Regions from separate parts of the Homo sapiens genome. Here region 1 is linked to region 2. The links are chromatin contacts, found by Hi-C or POLR2A ChIA-PET in ENCODE. All regions are on one chromosome and are shown on one strand. The core of a region is the stretch at or near the end of the contact, and the rest is flanking DNA. Distances in the headings are between cores, read along the strand shown. Region 1 holds the start of MDC1 (mediator of DNA damage checkpoint 1). Region 2 overlaps HCG27 (HLA complex group 27).

Evidence for each region. A loop is a pair of places that touch in the nucleus more often than their neighbours do. ChIA-PET counts read pairs that join two places held with the same protein, here RNA polymerase II (POLR2A). Pooled maps may share reads with other maps.
Region 1: a map of naive thymus-derived CD4-positive, alpha-beta T cell shows a loop between it and region 2 (5-fold over the local background). The contact joins the promoter of MDC1 here to the enhancer-like site in region 2. A Hi-C loop is called at or near these places in 1 of 168 maps with a recorded cell type or tissue (naive thymus-derived CD4-positive, alpha-beta T cell) and 7 of 50 pooled maps. POLR2A ChIA-PET finds 5 or more read pairs at or near these places in 2 of 52 experiments (PC-9 and naive thymus-derived CD4-positive, alpha-beta T cell).

Annotation. Positions count from the first base shown.
Region 1 is chr6:30,715,875-30,718,574 of GRCh38, forward strand. MDC1 (mediator of DNA damage checkpoint 1) reads right to left here and starts at 1,407. Exons shown (of 15, transcript NM_014641.3): 1 at 1,371-1,407. RefSeq lists enhancers at 56-803, 1,552-2,299.
Region 2 is chr6:31,202,638-31,205,337 of GRCh38, forward strand. It overlaps HCG27 (HLA complex group 27), which reads left to right. Exons shown (of 2, transcript NR_026791.1): 2 at 1-1,331. Among named protein-coding and RNA genes, the nearest start is that of HCG27, 6.2 kb to the left of the region's middle. RefSeq lists enhancers at 1-399, 558-1,278, 1,279-1,998, 1,999-2,700. Within about 2 kb of position 1,439, at least 33 of the 41 ENCODE cell types and tissues checked have a DNase peak (open chromatin) inside an H3K27ac peak, as active enhancers do; they include PC-9, where a contact is called at or near this core.

The DNA of each region.
Region 1 (2,700 bases), core at 157-2,656, 490 kb before region 2:
GTTAAGATTTTCAGATCTCCTTGAAACATACATAAGCATATATAAGGTTAAGACTTGCCCCAAATCACTCAGATGTCTCTCCTCTAAAATCTTGATGGTTTTTCGTGCACACAGAATAAAATCTAAACTCCTTAGCGAGACCCTCCATGATCTGAACTTCACATCTTGTAACGCCTACCCCTCGCCCGCAAAAGCCTATGGTTCAGCCAGACATTTTCCCCAGTCTTCGAACACACTGTTCTTGTCTTCCCACATCTTCATGCCTTAGCCCAATTCCTTGGCTTTTTCCCACCTAGTTTTCTGGTCCAACTTCTACCATCCTTTAAGATTCAGTTCAAATGTCACTTTCTTTCTTTTTTTTTTTTTTGAGATGGAATCTCGCTCTGTCGTCCAGGCTGGACTGCAGTGGTGCTATCTTGGCTCACTGCAACCTCTGCCTCCAGGCTTCAAGCGATTCTCCTGCCTCAGCCTCCCGAGCAGCTGGGATTACAGGCGCCCGGCATCACGCCTGGCTAATTTTTGTATTTTTAGTAGAGACGGGGTTTCACCACGGTCTCGAGCTCCTGACCTCAGGTGATCCGCCCACCTTGGCCACCCAAAGTGTTGGGATTACAGCAGTGAGCAACCGCGCCCGGCCTCAAATGTCACTTTCTCAGCAAACCCTTTCCTGGCGTGTTCCCTGCCTTCTCGTGTTCCTGGTGTATCCTGCCTGTTCCACAGTGGTCAATGGATTTGTGCTTACTCTAAGATCTCTCGCTATATTGTAACCATTACTTTCCATTTCTGCCTTCACACTCACCCACCTCCAGGACTGGATTAGGGGAACCGTGTCTTTCCCCTAGGGTCCATCATATTCATTCAATGGTTATGGTATACCTGTTTGAAGTATTTGGTATACATCTGTGAACCAAACATGAAATCGACCCTGCCCTCGGGAAGGCTCATCACCGAGCCTACTGATGAAGGAACAAATGAGATGGAAAGAAAATAGCATAAATGGAATTCACCTGAAAATATGCCACTCTAGAGGGAAACTGTTGACAGGTAGGGAAAGTAGGATGCCCCATGGATAAAGTGTCAACTCCGTCTTTATGACAGGCCAACTCAGCGGGTGCCCACCACGCTTGGCTCCAATTCAAAGAGCCACCATCTTTGGTCCCCACCTCAGTGGGTTCCCTTGTGGCCCGACGTCTCCCTGTGTCTTCATACCTAAACTCGGAGCGGGGCGCCAGGTAAGGATGAGTATTACAGTCCGAGAAGCGAACTTCCAAGTCACCTCCGCCCAGTCGCACCCAAGGTACGCCCCTCCCGCCTTCTGGGGGAACCAAGATGGCTCCCGGGGAGCCGTGGGCCAGGCCCCTAGAACTCACCTACTTTAAGTCCCCGCGCGCGCCACCAGTAACGGTCGCGACCCAGGTGGAGCGACTGCGTGTGCCGAAAAAGAGCTTATTTGCTGATTGGCTTCTGCCGCTGTCTTTCACAACCGCAGCCAGTCGAGCGGAGGCACACCCAAAGCCCCGCCCCCTTAGAGTTCAAATAGGTGGTGTCTCCCAGGCTGCTGAGATCAGTTAATGAGACGGTAATTGAAGGCCGCCGTGCGCCAACAGAATAATGCACGTCGATTGGGCAGCTCCAAGGGACAACCCACTACCGCTTGCCCGCCCACCACCCACTTCCCGCGCAGTTCCAAACCGCGACCAGAGAGTCTGGCGCCAGCTGCCGGCAACGGATAGAGGGGCTGTGTCATAGACGTCCGACGTGTCTGGTAAGGCCAGAGCGCCTTTCCTCGGTCCTCCTAGACATGGTGTCCGCTGACTCATGAGAAATGAAAGTGGGTTGCGCGTTGCAGTCGTGGCTGGAGGCTGCAGTTTGGAGAACAGCCCGTAGGCGTGGCAGTTCACTCCTGTTGCATTGGAATTTCATTTCCTTTTGATTTGGTTTGTAGTAGAAGTAATATCTTTCTTCCTGGGAATACGTCTCTGACGGACATTTTGAGGTCATTTTCTTAAATCCAAGATCCTAAAGATCTGTAGTCGAACAGAGAAAACTGGTTTGCTCTCTGTCTTAAAGGCTGTCCCCACCTTTCGAGGGGCGAGGGAAGGATCATAAAATCATTTATTTTTATTTTTTAATTAACTAATTTATCTATTTTTTGAGATGGAGTTTTGCTCTTGTTGCCCAGGCTGGAGTGCAATGGCGCGATCTCGACTCACCGCAACCTCTGCCTCCCAGGTTCAAGCGATTCTCCTGCCTCAACCTCCCAAGTAGCTGGGATTACAGGCATGCGCCACCACGCCCAGCTTATTTTTGTATTTTTAGTAGAGACGTGGTTTCTCCATGTTGGTCAGGCTGGTCTCGAACTTCTGACCTCAGGTGATCCGCCCGCCTCGGCCTCTCAAAGTGGTGGGATTACAGGCGTAAACCACCGCATGCGGCCATCTATATTTTATTTTTTGAGACGGACTTTCGCTCTTGTTGCCTAGGCTGGAGTGCAATGGCGCGATCTCGACTCACCGCAACCTCCGCCTTCTGGGTTCAAGCAATTCTCCTGTCTCAGCCTCCCGAGTAGCTGGGATTACAGGCATGCGCTACCACGCCCGGCTAATTTTGTATTTTTAGTAGAGACGGGGTTTCTCCATGTTGGTCAGTCTGGTCTCAAACTCCGGACCTCAGGTGATTCTCCCGCCTGGGCCTCCCAAT
Region 2 (2,700 bases), core at 189-2,688:
AAGTGTTTTCAGAGGACCAGGGTTGAGGTTGGGGGCATCTCATCCAGACCCTGCCGGCATCTGCCCCAGAACCCAAGGGCCCCTCCTTCCTCCCTCCTCAATGGAAATGCTGGAGATGTCCTCAGTCACCCTCTGAGCACTCACACATCACCCCTTATTTGGAAATTTTTCTCACTCTAACCTTCCTTCCTGCCGCACCTTCTGCCCCATCCCCAGGCTCTGGCCTCTCTCTCTCCTCTTCTACCCTTTAGCAGGTAATGACTCAGTTCCCACTGAGGAGCCAGCTGTAGGTGAGAGTTTGGGCTCTCGGTGAGGTTGGGAGAAGGAAAAGGCTTATGGGCCAGGGGGTGGGAGGGAGAATGGGCACAGCCAGAGCAGAGTGGAAGGGTTGGGGGAGGCGATAAAGACAGATGTTTCCGTATTACCATTTTTCTTTCATGGTCCGAGGGAGCTGCCCTTCCCCCAAGCCCAGGAAAGTGAAAAGAGAAGCAGGAACAGTAAAATACTCCACAGGAAAGAAAAATCTTAGTGATCCCTCCTGCTGTCTCTTTCCTTTTGCCTATTCTGGCAAATTTTGTAAGTGAAATTTGTTACCAAGATGTGAAAATCTTATAAGAAAGTCTCTAAATATTTGAGAATAAAATTATCAATGTCTCAGCTCTGCAGGCTGAAAAAACGGAGGCTTTACAAAATAAAATCATGCTTGGAAAACTTCTCCTCTGAGGGATGTCAAAGGCTGCACTGAATAAGCTCTAAGGTGGTGCTGAAATGAGTCATTTATTTGCCTGTGTAAGCTCAGGCAGGTGTTGGAATTGAGGAAGTATAGGTAATGAAAAAAGTAAACATGTCCTCGGGACATAGCGACTGGTGATGACCACACAATCAACACAATAAACTCTAGCATTCACATTGTAGTCCAGCTCATTCAAGCAAAGCTATCTCCAATAGGGAGTTTACCCTGTACAGAACACGTGCATTTCCACCTGTTCTCAGACTGACCCTTTGCTCATCACAATAGTGAAAAAAAACACAGCCCTGGGTGGAGATTTAAGATGCTAATGAGTCATGAGATGTATGAACAAGCATGTACAGCTACTGCACACGTGCACCCAGAAGACCGCCCAGAACATGCTTGCTAGTAACACCTCTTCCCACCCACCTCCTGTGAATAATCATGTAAGACTCCCATAAAGGGAGTTTCTCCAGCAGTGATCAATGCTGTCTCATCCTTAGGAGCAGCCCACCCTGAATCCTCTCAGGGTGTACAGTTTATTTTGCACTTAACTTTCAAAATAATATTTTTCCTTTGTAATAAATTGCTTTGTACTTCATCTCCTTTGCTGCGTGTTTCTTGTTTAAATTCTTTTAAATGAAGAAGTCAAGAACCAAGGTATTACAACAGCCGTCAACATTTCCGGTGCCATGACTCAGAGGTTTGTCTGCTTCGTTGGTTTCAGTTTCCCTTCACTACTGGTGAGTACTATGGCAGCCAGAGACCCCTGATTGACTATCACTGCTTTCCCCAGATCTATTAAGGTTTTGGGGGAGGACCTTTTAACTCACTCACATTCTTTGAGCAACTAATTGTGATTGCTTTCCATTTGGCTGCTGCTTTTACAGTGTTTACAATTACCTTATTTGGATGGAACGCCCTGATTATTCAGCCTTGGGACTTTTGCTGCTTCTGTTTCACTTTTTGTTTTGCTGTTCCTCCCAGGACTGCACCTGATCTGTACTTACTGGCTATTGTAACTTTTTTTTTTTTTTTTTTTTTGAGACAAGAGTCTCACTCTGTCACCCAGACTGGAGTGCAGTGGCTCTATCTCGGCTCACTGCAACCTCCACCTCCTGGGCTCAAGCGATTCTCCTGCCTCAGCCTCCCAAGTAGCTGGGATTACAGGCGTGCACCATCACGCCCGGCTAATTTTTGTATTTTCAATAGAGTCGGGGTCTCACCATACTGGCTCAGCTGGTCTCGAACTCCTGACCTTATGATCAGCCCACCTTGGCCTCCCAAAGTGCTGGGATTACAGACATGAGCCACCGCGCCCAGCACTTGTTTGTTAATCAAGTAATCTCTTCAAAGATTTTTGTTCACCTTGAGGGACACATTAGATCTACTTTTGCCAACAGTCCCCATTCCTCCAGGCTCTGTGTGTTCTGAGACTCCTCTGAGTCTCAGAGGAGTGTGTTCTGAACGTCTCCTCTGAGAACAGGAGACGTTCCAAGAGGCCATCCATGTTGAGTGCAGGATGTGTGGCCACATGGATGTGTAGTCATGGGGACTATAACCAGGCATTCCAAGCATGATGACTGGACATTAAAAATGGCAGATCAGTGAAATAAGGAAGGGCTTGTTGGTGAGACATCCAGGCTCCCCGGCTGGCAGCAGAGATCACTTCAGTTCAGCTTGGAGACGTCCAGCACCAGTGAGACCTAGAATGGTGCATGGCAAATGCCCATGACCTCCTAGGGCCTCAGTTTCATGGGGATTCAAGGGAACACCCTGGACTCCATCGTCCGGCTTAGCTCACAGGGATGCCGATGACCTCCTGGATTTTGGTACATGTTTCTGTGGTTGCAGGATTCTCTTGTTACCTAGAAAGCCACCTCCTCTACTGTCACTGAAACACCTCTAGGGTATATACTAAACATTGGAATATTTTGAAACTGTATAAATTAAAAGATAATAGGTGGGTG